Regions from separate parts of the Homo sapiens genome. Here region 2 is linked to region 1. Evidence: read pairs that join two places in POLR2A ChIA-PET (ENCODE). Cell type or tissue: PC-9. All regions are shown on one strand. Links, peaks and the distances in the headings refer to the core of each region. The heading gives the core; the rest is flanking DNA.

What was found. Peaks named below come from ENCODE experiments on the same cell type or tissue, not always from the same donor. Only the 100,000 strongest peaks of a DNase experiment are listed, where the experiment ranks them.
Region 2: POLR2A ChIA-PET joins it to region 1 with 18 read pairs; 6 of 35 experiments call an interaction of 5 or more read pairs at or near these places.

Annotation. Positions count from the first base shown.
Region 1 is chr9:128,183,292-128,191,291 of GRCh38, reverse strand. CIZ1 (CDKN1A interacting zinc finger protein 1) reads left to right here. Exons shown (of 17, transcript NM_001131016.2): 2 at 430-604; 3 at 848-963; 4 at 3,358-3,429; 5 at 5,516-5,745. The coding sequence starts at 435. Among named protein-coding and RNA genes, the nearest start is that of CIZ1, 4.3 kb to the left of the region's middle. In PC-9, for the core only: CTCF peaks have their summits at 7,085 and 7,284; no DNase peak of the experiment used is centred there; H3K4me3 peaks cover 710 bases.
Region 2 is chr9:128,304,382-128,313,287 of GRCh38, reverse strand. It overlaps TRUB2 (TruB pseudouridine synthase family member 2), which reads left to right. Exons shown (of 8, transcript NM_015679.3): 6 at 1,687-1,759; 7 at 2,265-2,401; 8 at 3,413-8,129. The coding sequence ends at 3,738. Among named protein-coding and RNA genes, the nearest start is that of TRUB2, 14 kb to the left of the region's middle. RefSeq lists an enhancer at 5,744-6,038 and a silencer at 6,924-7,218. In PC-9, for the core only: no CTCF peak of the experiment used is centred there; DNase peaks (open chromatin) are centred at 5,417, 5,847 and 8,337; H3K27ac peaks cover 5,160 bases.

The sequences.
Region 1 (8,000 bases), core at 1-8,000:
CTCAGGACCACGGTGACCGGGTTGGACGGGTGCCGATGTTATTGACACCCGGGGGCCCAGAGAGGGTTGCGGTATTGAAAAGGGGCTGTGAGTGAGGAAGTGATGGGCGCAGAGAGAGGCTGAGGCTGAGGGTGGGAGGATGGAGCCGCCAGAAATGGAGAGATGGAGGGACTTGAAGGAGGGGCTGTTGGCAGTGTCTGGGGGGCATTGGCAGGAGGGTGGTTGAATCTTGCCCCTAGCAGGACTGGAGGTAACTTGGAAGGATGGGCCAAGCGAGTGTGGCAGGCTCTTGGCAGGACTGGGAATGCAGCTGTGAAGCTCCTCAGCAGTCTCTGCGGGCTGTGGCTGCGGGGAGTGGCGGTGGATGGGAGGGGAGCAGGCCTGACTTATGGTGGGGACCCCTTGCCTCACTCTGCTTTCTGCCCCTAGCCACCATGTTCAGCCAGCAGCAGCAGCAGCAGCTCCAGCAACAGCAGCAGCAGCTCCAGCAGTTACAGCAGCAGCAGCTCCAGCAGCAGCAATTGCAGCAGCAGCAGTTACTGCAGCTCCAGCAGCTGCTCCAGCAGTCCCCACCACAGGCCCCGTTGCCCATGGCTGTCAGCCGGTGAGTTCCCCTCTCGGGCGCGATGGCTTCAGCCTTGCTACTCAGACCCATGTCTCGGAGCTCCCGATCCCCATCCTTTTTCCCAGTGCCATCCCCGTTTGAGTCCTGGAGATCACCAATTCCAGCCCCAAGGGGTCCTCTGTCTACCACAGAGTGGGGCAGAGAATGGAGGTGAGAAGCCTTGGGGAAGAAGGAAGGTCTGACTTTCCAAATAACCCTCTGACACCCCCTCCCAACACACAGGGGGCTCCCCCCGCAGCAGCCACAGCAGCCGCTTCTGAATCTCCAGGGCACCAACTCAGCCTCCCTCCTCAACGGCTCCATGCTGCAGAGAGCTTTGCTTTTACAGCAGTTGCAAGGTATGGATGGCCCCAGGCCTCTTCTCAGTCTCTTTTAGTGGTAGCTCCCTAGCAGCGCATTGCTCTAAATCTCAACTCCACACAGCCACCCTGAGAGGGAGCTATTCTTGGCATCCTAGTTCACTCATGAGGACACTAAGGCTCCAGGAGGTGAAAGTCCCTAAGCTGCTAATTTGAATGCAGATCTGTCTGATTGCAGAGGTGTGTCCTTGGCCATGGTGCTGGCTCTTTGGGCAATACTCAGCACACTTCACTCACATTCAGATTAGATGCCATCTGACAGGTGAAGAAGCTAAGAAGGGAAATCATTTGCCCTGCATCAGCAGTGGCTAAGCTGGGCCGATGCCTGGGCCTCTTGACCATCCAGATGTCTGAGTGGTTGTCTCTAGCCCTGTGCATTAAGTCTGTGGCCTTGTCTCAATTTCCCAATATGGAGAGCAGTCTCAGCTCTTCCTTCCAAGATGCTGCTCCTTTTTTTTTTTTTTTTTTTTTTTTTTTTTTTTTGAGACAGAGTTTTGCTCTGTCGCCCAGGCTGGAGTGGAGTGCAATGGTGCAATCTTGGCTCACTGCAACCTCCGGTTCCCGGGTCCAAGCAATTCTCCTGCCTTAGCTTCCCGAGTAGCTGGGATTACAGGTGCCCGCCACCATGCCCAGCTAATTTTTGTATTTTTAGTAGAGACGGGGTTTCCCCATGTTGGCCAGGCTGGTCTTGAACTCCTGACCTCAGGTGATCCACCCGCCTTGGCCTCCCAAATTGCTGGGATTACAGGCGTGAGCCACTGCGCCCAGCCAAGATGCTGCTCCTGATTCTACTGATAACCCCCTAAGGAGAGGTACAACCATGATCCCATTTTACAAATGAAGAAACTGAGGCCCAGAGAGGGGTCATGTGCCCAAGATTACATAACAAGTCGGTATTGATTAGATGGTTGTCACTCTGTGGACCTGTCAGGGCCACATGGATGTGGTCCTGGGAACTGACTTAAAAATGATAAGCAGGTAGGTAGAGAGAGAGAACCATACACAGGGACCTGCCACATATACATATACATCTTCCTTTTTTTCTTTCCCATTTAAAACATTACACCCTTCAGCCATGGGTTGTGGCTCACGCCTGTAATCCCAGCACTTTGGGAGGCCAAGGCAGGAGGATCACATGAGTCCAGGAGTTCGAGAACAGCTTGGGCAACATGGTGAAACTCTGTCTCTATTAAAAATACAAAAATTAGGCTGGGTGTGGTGGCTCACACCTGTAATCTCAGCACATTGGGAGGCCGACCGAGGTGGGCGGATCACGAGGTCAGGAGATCGAGACCATCCTGGCCAACATGGTGAAACCCCGTCTCTACTAAAAATACAAAAATTAGCTAGGTGTGATGGTGTGCACCTGTAGTCCCAGCTACCCAGGAGGCTGAGGCAGGAGAATCACTTGAACCTGGGAGGTGGAGGTCGCAGTGAGCTGAGATCGCGCCACCGTACTCCAGCCCAGCAACAGAGCGAGACCCTGTCTCAAAAAAAGAAAAAAAAAATTGGCTGGGCGTGGTGGCGTGCGCCTGTAATCCCAGCTACTCAGGAGGCTGAGGCATGAGAATTGCTGAACCCAGGAGGCGGGGGTTGCTGTGAGCCAAAATTGTATCACTGCATTCCAGCCTAGGTGACAGAGCGAGACCCTTTCTCAAAAAAAGAAAAAAAAAAAGGAAAATAACTCACACTCTTGGCCAGGTGCAGTGGCTCATGCCTGTAATCCCAACTCTTTGGGAGGCCAAGACAGGAGATTTGCTTGAGGCCAGGAGTTCAAGATCAGCCTGGGCAACTTAGCAAGACCCTTTCTCAAAAACAAACAAAAGAATAAAAGTCACACTCTTTAAAGTGGAAAAAAAGGTTAAAAATGGGGATAGGAAAACCCACAGTGTCATCTGTTGACTCACTCACCACCTGAAGAAAACCACCAGTCAGCATTTTTGTCTCTTTCATCCCATTTTTTTTCTAGGCACAGACTTGGGGATTTGTATCTGATGATTGTGATTGATATAAGTCCCAGGCTGTACCCTGTTTCTTTGTCACTGAATAGAATGGCATGATCGTTTACCATAGGATTTGATCATCTGTGTTAAGATTATTTTTAATAGCTGTTTAATATTGCACCAGAGGGCTATGCCTTTGTTTATCTAAACCTTCTTAGCTGTTTGGCTCTTTCCTTTTTTTTTTTTTGCTTTTTTCTTTCTTTTGCTTTTTTTAATTTTTTGTTTTGTTTTGTTTTGGGTTTTTTTTTTTTTTTTGCTGTTTTAAGTAACCCTGGGATGAATATGTTGTTTGAGATTGTTTTCTCACTGAGTCAGGGGGGATGGATGTTTTATGGCTCTTGATAAGTATTGCCGAATTGCTTTCCTAAAGGACTGGACCAGTTTGCAATGCCACCAGCCACGTATGACACTGCCGGTCTCACCATGCCCACAGCAACACTGGGTATTATATGCTTTTTATATATATATATAAATGTATATATACATATAATTAAGTTGGTTGGCAAAAAGAAGCTATGTCATGAATGTTTTACATTTCTTAGAGTGCTAGTGCAATTGAACATTTTATATTTGTCTGTTGAACATTTTATTTCTTTTTGTGACTTGTCCATGTCCTTTGTTCATTTTTCTTTTAGGTTGTTTCATCTTTTGTCTTATTGTTTTTAAGAGCTGGTTGGCTCTCTGCACATATGTGTATATGTATTTGTTTCAAGTTAATGTTAATTGAACATTTACTATGTACCAGGCACATTTGTATATCTCATTGAATACTCATGAAACATTGTGAGGCAAGTGCTATTATTATCCCCTTTTTACAGATCAGGAAATCAGGCTAAGCAGGGGGAAGTGATTTGTTCAAGGTCACAGAGCTTGCACTGTAGAGTCTGGATTTGAACCCAGCGCTCACAGCACGCCATGCTTTAACCTTTAACCCCTGTGCTTCCCATCCCAGCACTGGGGCAAGAGTTCCAACTGCCTTTCATCCCTTAAATACTTCCCAAGCTCTGGGCTTCCCCTGAGGTGCAGAGCTGAGTTAGATGATGTGAAGCAGAAAGCAGATAAGGAGCTGGATGTGGTGGCTCACGCCTGTAATCCCAGCACTTTGGTAGGCCAAGGTGGGCGGATCACCCTGAGGTCAGGAGTTTGAGACCAGCCTGGCCAACATGGTGAAACCCTGTCTCTACTAAAAATACAAAAATTAGCCAGGTGTGGTGGCGGGCGTCTGTAGTCCCAGCTAGTCGGGAGGCTGAGGCAGGAGAATCACTTGAACCCAGGAGGCAGAGGTTGCAGTGAGCCAAGATCGCACCACTGCACTCCAGACTGGGCAACAGAGCAAGACTCCCTCTCAAAAAAAAAAAAAAAAAAGCAGACAAGGAAAGTATGAAGTATGTAGCTCGTCCTAGAATAATTGGAAGCTGGGGCCTTTGGGGACACAGTCTGCAAAGGTCTCTTGGAGGAGAGATACCTATAGGGAGGTCTGAAGGGTGTCAGTGGGTAGAACAGCCCAGGCAGAGGGAACAGCATATTCAAAGGCCCTGAGGCAGGATGTCTGAAGGACGGCACAGGGACATGTGACTGGAATATAGTGGGGACATGTGGGGAGAATGGCAAGAAAGGAGGCTGGAAAGGTGGGAAGGGCCAGACCATGCAGTGAGGAATGGCCTTTGCTACCCAACAGCAGGGAGCTATGGAAGTGTTTGGGCAGAAGGGAGAGATGAACTCAGAATATGGTTTGCGAAAGATCGCTGTTTGCTGCCATCTTGTGCAAAAGCTGTGGCTGGAATTCAGGCAAAGGATCAAGTGGTTTTGGGAGGAGGCAGGGAGTGGGAGTGGGGATGGAGCGGGAAAGTCAGATTGGGAAGAGGCATAGGAGACAGAGTTGATAGTATGTGGGGATGGCTTGCATGGAATAGGGCAAAGAGAGGGAGGAATGAGGAATACCCCAGAATCCTGGCTGGGGCGGTAGGTGGATGGCAGTGTCCCTCGTAGCGACCCTGGGCAAGCTGCACCTCCACTCTGTCTCCGTTTTGTCATCGGTAGAGATAACACCCACCCTGAAACCTGCTGGGCCGAGGGACTGAGGCAGTGTGAGGAATGGGCTTAGCACAGTGCCTGACTCATAGTTGCTGCTGATAAAGGGTAGCTGGTAGGGGTGGGGGTGGGTGTCTTGTTATCCCAGGGACCAGCCCTCCTGCTGGTTCTCCCTATGGGCTGTGCTAAGTCTCTCACCTACTCTATGGCAGACTCTAAAGCATGCCTGAGGGTGAGCAGAGTTTTGGGGAATGCTAAAGGCAACACCCCCACCCCTAGCTGGGGCAGAAAAGAGCCCTAAAGCTTCCTTCACCATCAGTGCCCAAGATGGGGCTGAGCCTCAGCTCTCATCTCTTCCCTTTGGCTGCCCTTGGGTGGGAAGGTCCCTTTCAATTATCTGGGATGTTCCCATGATGCTCTGGGGCACTGATGCCTGACCCTACCTTCTGCCACCCGACCACATTGTGACCCCTCTTCTCCTGTCTTCTTGCCTGCAGGTAACCTCCGAGGCTATGGCATGGCATCCCCAGGCCTCGCAGCCCCCAGCCTCACACCCCCACAACTGGCCACTCCAAATTTGCAACAGTTCTTTCCCCAGGCCACTCGCCAGTCCTTGCTGGGACCTCCTCCTGTTGGGGTCCCCATGAACCCTTCCCAGTTCAACCTTTCAGGACGGAACCCCCAGAAACAGGCCCGGACCTCCTCCTCTACCACCCCCAATCGAAAGGTGAGTGGTAGGTGGGGATGGGAGTGGGCGGGAGGGGACCCTGGGTGTCAGCCCCAGTGCCACCTGCTCTGGCTCAGTCTGGGCCTTCGGACAGGTCACACTCCCTTTATGCCTCAGTTTCCTCATCTGTAAAATGAGGGGGGCGGGAATGGACTTGTTTAGCGTTTCCCAAACTTCAAATATTCTTTTATCAACGAAGGGATTTTTGCCATGCCCAAACACTACCAGTACTATCATTTACTTAATGTTTCTTTTTTGTTTGTTTTTTGAGATGAAGTTTCGCTCTTATTGCCCAGGCTGAAGTACAATGGCGCGATCTCAGCTCACTGCAACCTCCGTCTCCCAGGTTCAAGCGATTCTCCTGCCTCAGCCTCCAGAGTAGCTGGGATTACAGGCATGCGCCACCACGCCCAGCTAATTTTGTATTTTTAGTAAAGACGGGGTTTCTCCATGTTGGTCAGGCTGGTCTCAAACTCCTGACCTCAGGTGATCCGCCCGCCTCAGCCTCCCAAAGTGCTGGGATTACAGGCGTGAGCCACTGCGCCCAGCTTAATATTTCTTTTTAAATTATTGGTGTGGCCAAGCGTGGGGGCTCACACCTGTAATCCCAGTACTTTAGGAGGCCATGGTGGGTGGATCACCTGAGGTCAGAGGTTCGAAACCAGCCTGGCCAATATGGCAAAACCCCCTTCTCTACTAAAAATACAAAAAAGTAGCCGGGCATGGTGGTGCATGCCTGTAATCCTGGCTACTCAGGAGGCTGAGGCAGGAGAATCGCTTGAACCCAGGAGGCAGAGCTTGCAGTGAGCCAAGATTGCGCCATTGCACTCCAGCCTGGGGAACAAGAGCAAAACTCTGTCTCAAAAAATAAATAAATAAAAATAAAATTATCAGGGCATGATAGTGCATGCCTGTAATCCCAGGGACTTGGGAGGCTGAGGTGGGAGGATTGCTTGAGGCCAGGAGTTAGAGGCTGCAGTGAATTATGATCACACTACTGCACTCCAGCCTGGGTGACAAAGTGAGACCCTGTCTCAAAAAAAAAAAAAAAAAAAAATCAGCACTGCCCAGTAGAAATAAAATACAAGCCATATATGTAATTTAAAATTTTCTGGTAACCACATTATAAAGTAAAAAGAAATGGGCTAAATTAATATTACTAACTTATTTAACCCAATCCCATATGAAACTATTATCATTTCGACCTGTCATCAATATAAAAAATGAGGCATTTTACATTCCTTTTTTAAAAACTACAAAATCTTCACAATCTGGTGTGTATCTGATACTGACCTCTCAATTCAGCCCCGCCAGTTTCAGGTGCTCTCCTGAGGCTGTGGGGTGACTGTGTGGGAGAGCATGGCTTTGAATGAGTGAGCTTCCTTTCTGTTACATTTATTTGGAAAGGAAACATCATATCATAACCTGACATTCTAAAAACTATCTAAGTTAATTGCCATTCATAGAAGTATAAGAAATTGCTGGGTGCAGTGGCTCACGCCTGTAATCCCAACACTTTGGGAGGCTGAGGAGGGCAGATCATTTGAGGTCAGGAGTCCAAGACCAGCCTGGCCAACATGGTGAAACCCCGTCTCTACTAAAAATACAAAAATTAGCTGGGCCCTAGTGGCGGGTGCCTGTAATTCCAGCTACTCAGGAAGGCTGAAGTAGGAGAATCACTTGAACCTGGAAGACAGAGGCTGCAGTGAGCCAAGATCGTGCCATTGCACTCCAGCCTGGGCGACAGAGTGAGACTCCATTTCAAACAAACAAACAAACAAACAAACAAACAAACAAAAGTATAGGAAACATAACTAGGGTAGAACAATGCTATAAAATCCTAAGCTATACGCTGTTGCCGGCTATAGGTTCCAGCCCACAGCCCCCTGGCTCCTTGTGTGTTTGAGAGGTGTTTACCTTTCTCCTGGCATAAGCAGGAGATCTGCAAAGGGCTCACCCCCTCCCTAGACTGTCCTGTCCCTGAAGGTCTCCGCAGCTCCTGCTCACACCCTGCTTCTGGGTGTATTCCAGCGCAGGGGCAATGCCCCCTTTGCTGGCCACTCCAGGGCGGGCCACTTCTGGAGGTAAGGCATTTTCCTTCAGCGAGGGGCCCCGCCTCCAGCCTTCCAACGGGCCTGTCATCACAGATCTGGTCTAGTGTCTAACCCGCCCTGCCCTCATTTTTTTACGTATGGAAAAACCCAGGCTTAGAGATTGGGGTGCGGTTGGTCCTGCGCCCCACAGCTGTCTAGGTG
Region 2 (8,906 bases), core at 907-8,906, 120 kb before region 1:
CCCAAAGTGCTGGGATTACAGGCATGAGCCACCGCGCCCAGCCTTTCCTTTTCTTTTCTTTTTTTTTTTTTGAAACGATGTCTCGCTCTGTCGCCCAGGCTGGAGTGCAGTGGCGCGATCTTGGCTTACTGCAACCTCCACCTCCCAGGTTCAAGCAATTCTCCTGCCTCAGCCTTCGGAGTAGCTGAGATTACAGGTGCACACCACCACACCCAGCTAATGTTTTGTATTTTTAGTAGAAATTGGGTTTCACCCTGTTGGCCAGTCTGGTCTGGAACTCCTGACCTCAGGTATTCTGCCCACCTCGGCCTCCCAAAGTGCTGGGATTACAGGTGTGAGTCACCACGCCTGGCTACTGTTCTAAATTTTAAAAAGAGGCCGGGCGCAGTGGCTCACGCCTGTAATCCCAGCACTTTGGGAGGTCGAGATGGGTGGATCACAAGGTCAGGAGTTTGAGACCAGCCTGGCTGATATGGTAAAACCCGTCTCTAGTAAAAATACAAAAATTAGCCGGGCGTGGTGGCAGGCACCTGTAGTCCCAGCTACTCAGGAGGCTGAGGCAGGAGAATCGCTTGAACCTGGGAGGCGGAGGTTGCAGTGAGCTGAGATTGCACCACTGCACTCCAGCCTGGCAACAAAGCGAGACTCCGTCTCAAAAAAAAAAAAAAAAAATAATAATAATACAAAAAATTAGCCGGGCATGGTAGTGCACGCCTATAATCCCAGGTACTCGGGAGGCTGAGGCAGGAGAATCGTTTGAACCTAGGAGGTGAAGTTTGCAGTTTGCTGAGATCTCACCACTGCACTCCAGCCTGGGCAACAGAGCGAGATTCCATCTCAAAAAAAAAAAGGCCAGGTTCGGTGGCTCACGCCTGTAATCCCAGCACTTTGGGAGGCCAAGGCAGGTGGATTGCCTGATGTCAGGAGTTCGAGACCAGCCTGGCCAACATGGTGAAACCCCGTCTCTACTAAAAATACAAAAACTAGCCGGGTGTCTTGGCGTGTACCTTTAATCCTAGCTTTTCAGGAGGCTGAGGCAGGAGAATTGCTTGACTCCAGGAGGCGGAGCTTGTAGTGAGCTGAGATTGTGCCATTTGCACTCCAGCCTGGGCAACAGAACAAGACTCCGTCTCAAAAAAAAAAAAAAAAAAAAGTCTGGGTGCAGTGGCTCACACCTGTAATCTCAGCACTTTGGGAGGCCGAGGCGGGCGGATCACGAGGTCAGGAGATCGAGACCATCCTGGCTAACACGGTGAAACCCCCTTGCTACTAAAAATTTAAAAAATTAGCCGGACGTGGTGGTGGGCGCCTGTAGTCCCAGCTACTCGAGAGGCTGAGGCAGGAGAATGGCATGAACCTGGGAGGCGGAGCTTGCAGTGAGCCAAGATTGCGCCACTGCACTCCAGTCTGGGTGACAGAGCGAGACTCCGTCTCAAAAAAAAAAAAAAAAAAAAAATAGAGTGCCCTTGCTGCTGAGTCATGTGTATCTTTCTGAGATCCAGTATCTTTCTGAGGTCCAGTGCTTTCATGAGAATCTCAAAGGACTCCCAACCACCCCGCCATGGGGATCCCTCCAAAACATCCTCTCTCCATGTTCCAGGGATGGGGCTGGCCTGGGGGGAAGGAGTTTGCTGTGACCAATACTCAGCAGGTACCTGTACATTGACAACCCCCTGCCTTTTCCAGACCACGTGACCAGAGAGAAGCTGGACCGCATTCTGGCCGTTATCCAAGGCTCCCATCAGAAGGCCCTGGTGATGTGAGTAGGGCCCTCAGGGAGGTACTGGGAGAGCAGTAAGTGCCCTTGGCTCCCGTAGGCTCCCCCAAACCTGGGGCAGATTCCATGGATCTTGTTTTTAGAGCCCAGAACCAGACGGGAGCTACCTGTTTCTTTCTTGGCATTAAGAAATGGTTCTGTGTGCCAGGTCTTGGGTTGGCCAACGGGAGGCCAAGAAGAGCAAGAGAACCAAGCTGTCCTGCTGAGAGTATATGATCTAATGGCAAGGAAACCAGGGACCACATCATTGGAGCACAGAGCCCAAGGGCAAGAGCAGCCAAGGAGTTAAGAGCTTGGGCTCTGGAGCCAGCTTGCCTGGGTTTCCTGACTCTACCAGGCACCTGGTGATGAAGGAGGGCAGGAAAGGTGGCTGGAGGAGCCACGGTGGCAGGGCACACAAAGCAAGTGAGGAGCTTCCAGAGAGGCACCTCATGTGGGGGAAAGGGTAGGTGGGCCACCCAGCTGCAGCCCCCTTCCTGATCTGCAGGTACTCCAACCTCGACCTGAAGACCCAGGAGGCCTATGAGATGGCCGTGAGAGGCCTGATCCGGCCCATGAACAAGTCCCCGATGCTGATAACTGGCATCCGATGCCTCTACTTTGCACCTCCGGAATTCCTCTTAGGTAGGTTGGCCAAGGAAGTTGGAGCAGTGAGATGGGACCCGTAGGTTTGGGAGTCACTCAGGAACGCTCTTGCAGAGGTCACTGTTGTCTGGCTCAGCTGAGGCCAGCACACGCCGGCCCTGATCTCTGCGGGCCAAGGCATCAGGTGCCGACTTCCTTCCCAGCCCTGGCCTGGACTTGGCTGATGACAGAGCTCGCAGAACAAAAGCTCTCCTATCTCTTGCCAAGTCACCCTTGGAAGCCAGACCTTACCAAGCAAAGGTTATATTTAGTGGCTTATTTCCAGAGCTGCCCATGTTTGAAGCTGTGAGGGCTCCATCAGACACAACTCTTACGTCCCCAGTCCCACCCAGCTCAGGCCCCTCTTATCTGTGTTCCTTTTGTCTCTGCCTGCGCCCGCCCCTTTTTTCTGTTGGTCATGTTAATGCCTGCTCCTCTGCTTGAGCACAGAACTCTGTTATTAAGATAACATCTTAATAACATTTTAAAGATAATCATTTATCTTTCTATAAATGATTTCTTTTACTCCTCATAACTCCCATTTTACAGATAGGGAAACCGAGTCTTAGTAAAAGGCAGGTTCTAACCTGGGCAAGATGGCGAGACCCTGTCTCTACAAAAAATAAAAAATTAGCCAGTTGTGATGGCTCAGAACGTCCCAGCTACTCCGGAGGCTGAGGCAGGTGGATCATGTGAGCCTAGGAGGTCAAGGCTGCAGTGATCTGTTATCACACCACTGCACTCCAGCCTGGGTGATGGAATGAGACCCTGTTGCCAAAAAAGGGCAGATTCTGACTTGGCAGGTCCCGGTGGGGCCTGAGGTTCTGCAAGTCTTAACACATTTCAGGTGGCACCCACAGGGCAGGTCCTCTGAATAGCACAACCTGGAGAGCTTAGGGGTCTTGCTAAGGTTGTTACACACCTAGGAGGTATCCAAGGGGTGTGCGTTCACAACCACACACTAGAGGCTGTGCTCTCACCACCATGTCTGTCATTGTGTGTCCCTGGCAGAGGTGCAGTGCATGCATGAGACGCAGAAAGAGCTGCGGAAGTTGGTTCATGAAATCGGCCTGGAACTAAAGACCACTGCTGTCTGCACCCAAGTGCGGCGCACGCGCGACGGCTTCTTCACGCTAGACAGTGCCCTCCTGAGGACCCAGTGGGACCTAACCAACATCCAGGATGCTATCCGGGCTGCTACCCCTCAGGTAGCTGCAGAGCTGGAGAAGAGCTTGAGCCCGGGGCTGGACACCAAGCAGCTCCCCAGTCCGGGATGGTCCTGGGACTCCCAGGGCCCGAGCTCTACCTTGGGGCTGGAGAGGGGTGCGGGGCAGTGAATGCCCAGGCAGCTCCTGGGGCAGTGGATGGATAAATAGAAGAACTGCTATGAGCTGGACCTGATAGCTGTGCAGAAAGTGAGAGCAGGGGCACCTTTTCTACGTAAGACACAAAACTCAAGCTGTAACAGAAAGGTCAATGGACTTGACCCAACTGAGAAGGAAAAACTTCTGTATGGAGGAAAAGACAGTAAACATGACAGACTGATAGAAAGTATTGGCAGACCAGGCGTGGTGGCGGGCACTTGTAATCCCAGCTACTCCCAAGGCTGAGGCAGGAGAATTGCTTGAGCCCAGGAGTTTAAGGTTGTAGTGCGCTAGACGGCGCCTGTGAATAGCCACTGCACTCTAGTCTGGGGAACATATGAGACCCCTGCCATCTCAAAAAAAAAAAAATTCTCAATAAACTATGTGCCCACGAAAATTAAAAATTAAAAAAAATTGTAAGTATTTGCAGTGTCATTAACCAAGGACTAATATCCATAGTATACAGAGAGCCCTTAGAAAGCAATAAGAAGACAACGACAAAATTAGGCAAATGAGATGAAGTGTGTATCAGAAGAAATCCAAATGGCTAGTAAGCCAGAAATGACACTCAACCTCTTTAATACTGGAAGACACAGATGAAAATGAGATGATTTTTGTTGTTTTTCTGTTGTTGCCCAGGCTGGAGTGCAGTGGCGCCATCTTTGCTCACTGCAGCCTCCGCCTCCCAGGTTCAAGTGATTCTCCTGCCTCAGCCTCCCAAGTAGCTGGGGTCACAGGCGCCCGCCACCACACCTGGCTAATTTTTTGTATCCGAGATGAGGTTTCACCATGTTGGCCTGGCTCAGCCTCCCAAAGTGCTGGGATTACAGGCGTGAGCCACCGCACCTGGCCGGGACCTCAGTCTTTTCTCTTAAAGGTCTTCAGTTTATTGAATGAGCTCCGCCCACAATTGTGGTGGATAATCAGCGTGACTCAAAGTCTACCCATTGACTGATTGAAATGTTAATCATTTTTTTGTTTTTGTTTTTGTTTTTGAGACTTGCTTTGTGGCCCAGGCTGGAGTGCAGTGGTGCGATCTAGGCTCACTGCAACCTCCGCTTCCCAGGTTCACGCCATTCTCCTGCCTCAGCCTCCCGAGTAGCTGGGACTACAGGTGCCCACCACCACGCCCAGCTAATTTTTTTGTATTTTTAGTAGAGACGGTGTTGCACCGTGTTAGCCAGGATGGTCTCAATCTCCTGACCTCGTGATCCGCCTGGCTTGGCCTCCCAAAGTACTGGGATTACAGCCGTGAGCCACCACACCCGGCCTGTTTTGGTTTTTTTTTTTTCTGAGACGGAGTCTCACTCCGTCATCCAGGTTGGAGTGCAGTGGCACAATCTCAGCTCACTGCAACCTCTGCCTCCCAGGTTCAAGCGATTCTCCTGCCTCAGCTTCTCAAGTAGCTGGGATTACAGATGTGTACCACCATGCCTGGCTAATTTTTGTATTTTTAGTAGAGACAGGGTTTCACCATGTTGGCCAGGCTGGTCTGGAACTCCTGACCTCAGGTGATCCGCCCACCTCAGCCTCCCAGAGCGCTGGGATTATGCCAACCTCTGCCTCCCAAAGCACTGGGATGGCAGGCATGAGCCACCACACCCGGCCTGTTTTTGTTTTTTAGACAGGGTCTTGCTCTGTCACCCAGGCTGGAGTGCAGTGATGCAAACATGACTCACTGCAGCTTTGTCCTCTCAGGCTTAACCATCTTCCCACCTCAGCTTCCAGAATAGCTGGGACTGCAGGCGTGCACACAGTATCTGGCTAATTTATTTATTTTATTTTATTTTTGAGACAGGGCCTCGCACTGTCGCCCAGGCTAGAGTGCAGTGGCGCGGTTTCAACTCATTGCAGCCTCGACCCTCCTGGGTCAAGCGATTCTTCCTGCCTTAGTCTCCAGAGTTGCTGGGATTACCGGTGTGCACCACCAAGCCTGGCTAATTTTTGTATTTTTAGTAGAGACAGGGTTTCACTATGTTGGCCAGGCTGGTCTGGAACTCCTGACCTGAGGTGATCCGCCTACCTCGGCCTTCCAAAGTACTGGGAATATAGGCATGAGCCACTGTTTCCGGCCTGTTTTTTTTAGACAGAGTCTTGCTCTGTCACCCAGGCTGGAGTGCAATGGTGCAAACATGACTCACTGCACCGTCATCCTCCCAGGCTCAACCATCTTCCCACCTCACCCTCCAGAATAGCTGGGACTACAGGCGTGCACCACGATGCCTGGCTAAATATTTTTTTCCAGCTAATTTTATTATTTTTTTTTGAGATGGAGTCTTGCTCTGTCACCCAGGCTGGAGTGCAATGGCACAATCTTGGCTCACTGCAACCTCCGCCTCCCAGGGTCAAGTGATTCTCCTGCCTCAGCCACCCAAGTAGCTGGGATTATAGGCGTTCACCACCACGCCCAGCTAACTTTTGTATTTTTAGTAGAGACGGGGTTTCACCATGTTGGACATGCTGGTCTCAAAGTCCTGACCTCAGGTGATCTGCCCGCTTCAGCCTCCCAAAGTGCTGGGATTACAGGCGTGAGCCACCATACCTGGCCCACCTGAGATCAGGAGTTCAAGACCAGCCTGGCCAACATAGTGAAACCCTGTCTCTACTAAAAATACAAAAATTAGCCAGCTATGGTGACGCACTTCTGTAATCCTAGCTACTTGGGAGGCTGAGGCACAAGAATCGCTGAAGCCCAGGAGGTGGAGATTGCCATTAGCTGAGATTGTGCCCCTGCACTCCAGTCTGGACGAGAGAGTGAGACTCTGTCTCAGAAAAGAAAAAAAAAAAGGCTGGGCACGGTGGCTCACGCCTGTAATCCCAGCACTTTGGGAGGCCAGGGTGGGCGGATCACGAGGTCAGGAGTTCAAGACCAGCCTGACCAACATGGTGAAACCTGTCTCTACTAAAAATACAAAATTAGCCGGGCGTGCTTGCACGTGCCTGTAGTCCTGGCTACCCGGGAGGCTGATGCAGAATAACTGGAACTCGGGAGGCGGAGCTTGCAGTGAGTGGAGATTGCGCCACTGCACTCCAGCCTAGGTGACAGAGTGAGACTCTGTCTCAAAAAAAAAAAAAAAAGAGAAAAATCAGAACAAAATCAGCAATATTTAGACAAGCAGAATCCAATGAAATGGTGAGGAAAGCTGGGTGGGAGTGGAGGGTATCAGCAAAACTCAGTTCTTTGGAAAAATTAGGTAACTTGAACGTAGGGCACATGGGCTGTCACACCACCCCATTTAGAGCCCTTATTGGCATAGAGATGATAAAAGTGGACTCTGTGATGGCCTCTCATGATCTCAGGATAGCAGGATAGGGGAACTCTGAGTCATGGCCAAAATAATTGGTCAATGTACAGCCTCAGACAGCTGGGAATACCACCCCAAATCACTTGGATAAGGAGATGTTTTCCTTATCCTGTGTCTTTAACTCTGAGACGGATGGAGTTGAACAATCAACGATTGTTAAAAATGTACCAAATGTGTAAGCATCATGAGGTGTTTAAGCTGAGCTTTTAAATTAAAATTCTGCTGGGTGTGGCGGCTCATGCCTGTAATCCCAGCACTTTGCGATCCCCACACAGGAGGATTGCTTGAGCCCAGAAGTTTGAGACCAGCCTGGGCAACACAAGGAGACCCTGTCTCTACAAAAAACAAACAAACAAACAAAAAAGCCGGGGGTGTTGGTGTGTGCCTGTAGTCCCAGCTACTAGGGAGGCTGAGATGGGAGGATCGCTTGAACCTAGCAAGTCAAGGCGGCAGTAAATGGAGATCTGTACTCCAGCCTGGGCAACAGAGCGAGACCCTATGTCAGAAAAAAAGAAAAAGCCACCCAGCAGGCTGAGCGTGGTGGCTCACGCCTGTAATCCCTGCACTTTGGGAAGCCAAAGCAGGTGAATCACTTGAGGTCAGGAGTTCGAGACCAGCCTGGCCAATATGGTGAAACCCTGTCTCTACCAAAAATACAAAAATTAGCCGGGCATGGTGGCGCTTGTCTGTAGTCCAGCTACAGCTACTCCAGATCTGGGCTGAGGTGGGAGAATCATTTGAACCCAGGAGGTGGAGGTTGCAGTGAGCTGAAATCACACGACTGTACTCTAGCCTGGGTGACAGGGTGAGACCCTATCTCAAAACAAACAAACAAAAACCCCACCAGCAACCTTGCTGACAAATCCACAGGCCCCCACGTCTGCCAATTGCCTGCCTGTATGAACTGGGCACCTGGGGGAGGGGCGTGGCCCCCAGGCTACTCATCTTGGCTTTCACAGCCAAAGGGCCTGGGTGGAACCTCAGCTTACTGTGTTTACTGACTGGGTAATGTGGCCTCTGAAGCTGTCACCTATCTATAAAATGGGGATTAAAACGACACTCACTTGCTCATTGTCTTTCATCCCACCCACGTGTGTTAATCGCGTGCTCCTGTAGGCCAGCCACTGCTCTGGGTGCTGGGACTTGGTACTCAAGGACAGATGAGGCTCTAGGTCTCACAGAGATTATGACGTAGGGGGATCAGGCAAGAAAATAATGGAGTGATGAGCACAGGGAGGAGATCTGGCTGGTCAGTGAAGCAGAGGCTTGGGAGCTGATTCATTTTATATATAAGTATGTACGTAATTTTTTTTTTTTTTTGAGACAGAGTCTCACTTTGTCACCTAGGCTGGAGTGTAGTGGCGCAATCTTAGCTCACTGCAACCTCTGCCTCCCAGGCTCAAGTGATTCTCCCACCTCAGCCTCCCAAGTAGCTGAGACTACAGATGCACACCGTGACACCTGGCTAATTAAGACCCTCAACTCTTAAAAAAAAAAGGCTAAAATGATAAATTTTACATTATGCACATTTTATCACACCCACATAAAAACCATAAAAACAAAACAAAAGCTCTTTCTTGACCTCATAACTCTACAATTACTGCATTCCTTTGCCTCCTTTAGAGCAAAACTCCTGGAAAGGTTGTCTGTAGTCACTGTCCCCAGTTCCTCTCTTCCCACACTGCCCTGAATCCATGCCAGTCAGACTCTCCTTCGCCAAAACGCTCCTGAAATGACTTGTCAAGGTCAACAATGACCTCCTCCTGGTTAAATCCAGCAGCTCCTTCTCAGCAGCATCTCACACAGCTGGTCACTGCCTCCTCCCAAAAAACATTG